Linked DNA regions of Homo sapiens: region 1 is linked to region 2. The links are chromatin contacts, found by Hi-C or POLR2A ChIA-PET in ENCODE. All regions are on one chromosome and are shown on one strand. The core of a region is the stretch at or near the end of the contact, and the rest is flanking DNA. Distances in the headings are between cores, read along the strand shown. Region 1 holds the start of ABHD14A (abhydrolase domain containing 14A). Region 2 holds the start of ARIH2 (ariadne RBR E3 ubiquitin protein ligase 2).

The links. Hi-C counts contacts between places; a loop is a spot of excess contacts on that map. ChIA-PET counts read pairs that join two places held with the same protein, here RNA polymerase II (POLR2A). Pooled maps may share reads with other maps.
Region 1: a loop to region 2 is called in a pooled map, with 5 times the contacts of the local background. The contact joins the promoter of ABHD14A here to the promoter of ARIH2 in region 2. A Hi-C loop is called at or near these places in 2 of 50 pooled maps. POLR2A ChIA-PET finds 5 or more read pairs at or near these places in 2 of 52 experiments (GM10248 and activated T-cell).

Annotation. Positions count from the first base shown.
Region 1 is chr3:51,973,759-51,977,029 of GRCh38, forward strand. ABHD14A (abhydrolase domain containing 14A) reads left to right here and starts at 1,306. Exons shown (of 5, transcript NM_015407.5): 1 at 1,306-1,446. The coding sequence starts at 1,378. It overlaps ABHD14B (abhydrolase domain containing 14B), which reads right to left and starts at 291. Exons shown (of 4, transcript NM_001146314.2): 1 at 207-291. It overlaps ABHD14A-ACY1 (ABHD14A-ACY1 readthrough), which reads left to right and starts at 1,306. Exons shown (of 17, transcript NM_001316331.2): 1 at 1,306-1,446. RefSeq lists enhancers at 1-416, 450-629 and silencers at 1-9, 230-399, 1,230-1,609, 2,215-2,509.
Region 2 is chr3:48,916,885-48,920,335 of GRCh38, forward strand. It overlaps ARIH2 (ariadne RBR E3 ubiquitin protein ligase 2), which reads left to right and starts at 1,958. Exons shown (of 16, transcript NM_006321.4): 1 at 1,958-2,114. It overlaps ARIH2OS (ARIH2 opposite strand lncRNA), which reads right to left and starts at 2,501. Exons shown (of 1, transcript NR_161301.1): 1 at 904-2,501. RefSeq lists enhancers at 835-1,585, 1,391-1,860, 1,586-2,337, 2,338-3,088 and silencers at 2,031-2,130, 2,201-2,280.

The DNA of each region.
Region 1 (3,271 bases), core at 56-2,555, 3.1 Mb after region 2:
CACCTGGGGCCCAACGCGTTGACCTCGCGGTCAGGTTGCTTCCGCGGACTACGGTTCTGGCTCGCTAGCTCTGGAAGGGAGCACCGGGAGGGAATGGTGGCAACTCCCAAGGAGGGGACCCAGGGATCCGAGAAAGGAAGACTTGGGGTAGGTGGGGTTGGATTTTGACTGGAGAGAAGAAAGGGTCAGGAGTGCAGGGCGGGTACCTGGGGAGCTGCGTGGACTCGCGCAGACGGGAAGCAGGCGCGTGCTGGCGGTGACCTGGGGCCGGAGGAGGAACGCTGGGAAGAGGCCGGGCCCCATCCAGCGGGGGCGGGGACTGGGCCGTGCTCCGGGGCGCCCTCTTGTGGCCACAAGCTCGCAGCGTCCATAGACTCCGCTAAACTCGTTCTCACAGCGGCGTCAGTTTCCCAAAGCCTCTCGGTCTCACATGCCCCAAACGCGGTGCTGAGCACGGTTTCGAACTCTTCAGCGACCTGCCCCACATGGACATGGAGCAGTCTGAGGAGGAAAGTTCCTTCGGGATCGCATCCTTGCTGCTGTCTTCCTGCTCCCCATCCCCCTTATCCCCAGCTTGAACTGCCCAGGGCAACTTGTTGGCCTGGCACGGAGTTGAGGCCCGACAGGTTTGAGTGCGAGGCTCCGCCAGTGTCCAGCCAAGTGGCCTTGATCGTTTTCCCAATGCCCCCGAGCCTGTTTCCTGCCAGTAGAGCGGGTCAGATGTTGCCAACCTCTGCAGAGTAGCAATAAGCAGTAAACGCCACGCTCTGCACAGCCTCCCAGTGCTGGGCCTGGTCGCCACGCGGAGCCTTGGGCTGGGACAGGCCAGACGTTGGTAACACATCGCCAACCAGGGCAGGCGCCATGAGTAGACGTGAACGAGCCCAGGGCCAGCCCAGGCTCTGACCGTGGGTGTGCGTCGGGGAGGGGGTGGGGAGGAGTGGGTAGGAGTCAGGAAAGTGGGTCGGCCAAGACCTGGAGCTGCTGCATAACAATATCTGGCATTTACACAACGAGGCCTCTGCTCCGGACACTGTTCTGAGGCTTGACCCGTCCTTAAGAACCTAGGACAACCCTGTGCGGTGGGTTTTATCCTTAACTCCATTATACAGGCCAGAGAACTGAGCCAGGGTGGAGATGTTCCACTGAGAAGAAGCCACATGGCTCTCCGCCGGCTCTCAAGCCAAAAACAGTTCCGAAAATCTGGGCGGGGAGCGGGCCAGAGAGCGCTGGGGCTCTGCCCCCAGCACCCCCTCCACGCAGACGACTCGGTAACTGGGTTGCAGGCCCGCGGCTGCGGAGTGCGCAGGCGCGCCGAGATGGCCGCGCTCCTGGCCGCCTAGAGCCGGAGCGGCCCGCGGAGCTGCGGAGGCAGCCATGGTCGGGGCGCTGTGCGGCTGCTGGTTCCGCCTGGGCGGGGCCCGCCCGCTCATCCCGTTGGGCCCGGTGAGTCTCCCGGGGGAGGGAGGCCGGCCGGTGGCCCAGGGGAGGGCCGTCTTTACCCCGCCCCTTGCCCCGGCGCCCCGGGGCAGAGTCCCGCGGAAGAAGCAGACGCTGGGGCCGCGAATGTGCATGTGCGCGCGTGTAATGTGTGTGCGCGCGCAGGGTCTGCATATGTTCTTGGGGGTCTGGGTGTATGTGTACGCTTGTGTGTCTGCATGGTGTCCGTCAGTGGGTTTCTGCGCGCTTATATTTTTGGGGGGGGGGTGTGTTCGTTGATGTCTGCCTGCTTGTGTCAGCGTTATGTCTTCCGAGTGTATTTCTGTGTGCGTGTGATTTTAAGGGTATGTGTCTACCTGTCTGCGTGTGTGCATTTCTGGGGGTTTGTGTGTGTGTGCGTGTCTGCTTTCCTGTGCATGTGCCTTTCTTGTGTGAATGTGTAGTCTTACGGTTGTGTGTATGACCGTGCTTGAGTATTTCTGAGGATCAGCCTGTGGTTTTCAAAGTGTGCATCTCCATCAGTCTCTCTGGCTTCCTGATGCCTGACTGTGTGCGTGATGTAGAGGGTACCATTACAAGGGATTAATTGCACACGGGCCAGTGTGTGTGCAAAGAGGCTGCATGTACATGCAGGGAATAGCTTGTGCAAAAGAAAAGCGTGTGGGGGCAAGACTCGTATTTGTGCGTGTGTGCACCTGTGTGTCATTGTCAACGCATATTCCAATGACCTAACCCGGGCACAGTTTACCCTGCCCCCCGCAAACCCCCGCAGGCGGCCAGCTGCAGGTCCACTACAATTTCCTAGTACTGCGGGCACCCTCGGTTGCCAAGGCAACAGCCTAAGCCCCGCCCTTCCCGCTTTGGAGAAGCGCGGGGGCGCCCCGAGTGGGCAGCAAGGAAATGTCCCTCGCGCCCGGTGGGAATCTGGACTAACGCCCAGTTAGAGACGCGCGTCTGAGGTTGTTAGTGGTCTGGAAGAAAAGAGGAACGCGCTCTTCCTCCACTAGGTCCTGGTTTTCCAGAAACAGCAGAAAGGCGGCTGCTGCTGTGGCTCACAAGCCCCCCGACCCCGAAGCCTGGGGATGCGGGCTCAGGAAACATCCCCAAAACATCCCGGAGGGATGAATAGGAACCAAGACGGGCCCCCGGCTCCTAGTTCGGGCAGGCGCCCAGTTGGCACTCAATAAAGATGTGCTGGCCCGGCGCGGTGGCTCACGCCTGTAATCCCAGCACTCTGGGAGGCCGAGGCGGGTGAAACACGAGGCCAGCAGTTCGAGAACAGCCTGGCCAACATGGTGAAACCCTGTCTCTACTAAAAAATACAAAAATTAGCCGGGCGCGGTGGCGGGAGCCTGTAATCCCACTATTCGGGAGGCTGAGGCAGGAGAATTGCTTGAACCCGGGAGGCGGAGGTTGCAGTGAGCCGAGATTGTACCACTGCACTCTAGCCTGGGCGACAGAGCAAGACTCCGTCTCAGAAAAATAAAAATAAAATAAAGATGTGTTTGCTGGACTCCTGGAAGGAAGCAGGCGTGCTCATCCTAGGCCCAAGAAATGACAGGGACAGCCCTGATCCAGTCCACGGTATTATCTAAATCTCACAGGAAGCTTAGGAGGGCAGCCACGAGGTTATCCCATTTTACTGACAAACTGAAGACACAAGGTCAGGAAGTGGCAGTCTCAAAGGCCTGTCCTGTTTGAGTCCTGGGTCCTAAGGGCTGTCCTCTGGGGTGGCAGAGACCCCAGATTGGAGGAGTCCACGAAGCAGTCATTTGGCCAGAAGCTGTCTGTGTGTAGGATGGGGAGTAGCAGGCGGCATTCATCTCTCCAA
Region 2 (3,451 bases), core at 708-3,207:
AACAGAGAGAGACTCCGTCAAAAAAAAAAAAAAAAAAAAAAAATTAGCTGGGCGCGGTGGTGCGCGCCTGTAGTCCCAGCTACTCGGGAGACTGAGGCAGGAGAATCACTTGAACCCAGGAAGCGGAGGTTGAAGTGAGCGGAGATAGCGGCTCTCTCACTGCACTCCAGCCTGGGCGACAGAGCGAGACTCCGTCTCAAAAAAAAAAAAAAAAAAGTAATTGCTACTCCATAGGCAGAGCAGTCCACCCGACAAGGTTTTTGTTGTTGTTGTTGTTTGAGACAGAGTCTCGCTCTGTCCCCCAGGCTGGAGTGCAGTGGCGCGATCTCTGCTCGCTGCAACCTCCGCCTGCCGAGTTCAAGCAATTCTCCTGCCTCAGCCTCCCGAGTAGCTGGGACTACAGGCGCCCACCATCACGCCCGGCAAATTTTGTAAATTTTTAGTAGAGACAGGGTTTCACCATGCTGGTCAGGCCAGTCTCGAATTCCTGACCTCGTGATCTGCCGGCTCCGGCCTCCCAACGTGCTGGGATTACAGGCGTGAGCCACGGTGCCCGGCCACGCGGCATGATTTTTAATGGCTTTCTACATTGTATGGTTTGTTATTGTTGTTTTGAGACAGGGTCTCCTTCTATCACCGATGCTGGACTGCAGTGGTGCGATCTTGGCACTCTGCAGCCTCGACCTCCTCGGCTCAAGCGATCCTATATCACCTCAGCCCCCTGAGTAGCTGGGATGCACAGGTGTGTGCCACCTCGCCCAGCTAATTTTTAATTTTTTTGTAGAAAGGAGGGGGGTCTCACTACATCAAATTCTTGGGCTCAAGCGATCCTCCCACCTCGGCTTCCCAAAGTGCAGGGATTACAGGCATGAGCCACAGCGACCAGCCAGCACAGGTGTCTTTATTTGTTTTATTTTTTATTTTATTTTATTTTATTTTGAGACAGAGTCTCGCTCTGTCGCCCAGGCTGGAGTGCAGTGGCGCCATCTCGACTCACTGCAAGCTCCGCCTCCCGGGTTCACGCCATTCTCCTGCCTCAGCCTCCCGAGTAGCTGGGACTACAGGCGCCCGCCACCACGTCCGGCTAATTTTTTTGTACTTTTAGTACAGACGGGGTTTCACCGTGTTAGCCAGGATGGTCTCGATCTCCTGACCTCGTGATCCACTCGCCTCGGCCTCCCAAAGTGCTGGGATTACAGGCTTGAGCCACCGCGCCCGGCCTGCACAGGTGTCTTGAATATGTATATACGCGACTCCAGTATGGTTGGAAATGATTTGATTTGTTGTCTATGGAATTGCACAACCTGGAGCCTTCCTAACATCAGCGGCTTCATACTGGCATTTCCATTGTGGTGCAGCAACAATCTGAGTGAGCCTCCGTCTCTAGCCACATCATTTGACAACCGGTCCCAGAAGGTAACTGGAAGTCATGATGACAACTCCTATACTGTGAAAAGAAACTGCAAGCAAGGCAGTTAAGATGCAATCTTGCACGGTGACCGTAAGTCGGAGAACTGCGCGGCGAACGAGGCCTCGGCAGGGGAAGCGAAAGCCTGGTGTGGTTGCGGCTCTGGGGCCACCCTGCGACCGCCTCGGGGTGTAGGCAGAATTTCCCGGCCCAGCTCCCCTCTGACCAGATAGCGGCCGAGAAACAATGGTTATCTGCTCCACTGACGCCAGGATGTCTTCTCCGTGCCCGATCCCGGAGTACAAACAGTGAAATGAGAAGCCGGTGAGAAACGCGCTGGTTAAAAACATCTCGACGGGAGACGCTGGTAGGCGAATAGTGGCTCCAGACGCGGTCGGCGCCTGCCGTACCCTGGTCAGACTCTGGGTCAGAGCGCTAAGTTTCAAGGAGGCGGCGCTAAACAGGCCCTCTAGCCGGGAGCCTGTCGCGACCCGAGCGACCGTGGGTCGACCCCGATCCGGAAGTGACGCAACGGCGCCAAGCACTTCCGGAGCTGTGGGGACGACTCTTCTGGAGGAAGCAGCGCGGGCTTGACCGGCGTCGGCCCGCCGCCTCCGCTGCCGCTTCGCCCCAATCCGGTCCCTCTGGCCCGGCCTGACCCGGTCTGGCTTGTTCGGGCTCAGCGGCCGCGAGGCCGCAGCTCCCGGTAAGTGCGCGGCGCACGTCACGGCCTTGTTTACCTTGGCTGGCCGCTGGGGGGGCCTCTCCGCGCGCCTCCCTGGCCGGGCCGGGACTCCGCCTTCGCCGTCGCCCGGGAGGCCCGGGCGCTCCCCGTCGCCGGCACGTTGTCCGAGCATTACCCGCCGTCAGCGGCCGGGCGCCCAGCGTGTGTCTGCCTTTTTTCCTCCCGCCGCCTTCTCAGCTCTCGGAAAGGTCAGAGGCCACCGCCTCTGACCAACCGGCGCCGGCACATCTAGGCCCTCTCTCCCTGTCTGGCGCGGCGGGGAAACGCGCCGCCTCGGGGCTCACCACTCGAGTCATCTTTGGGAGCTCTCGCAGCGCTGCCCGCGCGGTTTAACGCCCGCCTGTGGAGGGTATCCCCAGCTCGCGGGCTCCGCGTCCGCGCGAATATCCCGGAGCCCGCGGCGCCCCTAGGGATGTGCGGCCCCGGAGCTGTGCCGCCGCCTCGCCAGAAGCTGGTTGGGCAGCCGCGTTCTTGGATGACTTCTCCTTAGTACTGTTCATTGCCTGGTCCCATAGAACTTTCTGTCATAGCGACATGTTCTTTACCTTTGCTGTTCAGCATGGTAGCTACTAGCCACACGTGGCCGTTAAGCATTTGACCTGTAGGCTAGTGCACCTGAGAAACTAAATTTTAAATTTTACTTACTTTTTAAGTGTAATTAAATTTAAATAACCACATGTGGCTAGTGGTCACCGTATTAGAAAAGACAGATACAAAGTGTAGGATTTTGAAACGAAATTGCTGATTTCTAGTTTTGTGCCAAGTCGTTTTTCTTCGGAGGTGTAGTTAGTAAATGACCTGAATTCAGCGCTAGTGATCATATCTGGAGTAAACGTCTTCAGACTCACTAAAACTTACGTGTTCTGTGCGTGGTGGGCAAGCCCAGGATGGTTGGTTGTTAGGTCCCCTGAACATGTGACTTTGGCTCTGGAGGAAATTTTTTTTTTTTTTTTTTTTGGTGGGCGGGACAAAGTTGCTGTCACCAGGCTGGAGTGCAGTGGCGGCGATCACAGCTAACTGCAGCCCCGACTTTCTGGGCTCAAGTGATCCTCCTTTCTTAGCCTCCTAAGTAGCTGGGACCACAGGCACGTACCACCACACCTGGCTAATTTGTAAAATTTTTTGTGGATACGTGATCTTAATAGGTTGCCTAAGCTGGTCTTGAACTGCTGGGCTCAAGCTATCCTCCCGGTTTGACCTCCTAAAGTGCTGGGATTACAGGCGTGAGCCACTGTGCATGACCTTTAAAAAAATTTTTTTTGAAAAAGTGCCCGGCCCACTTTTTCAAGTAGAATTCG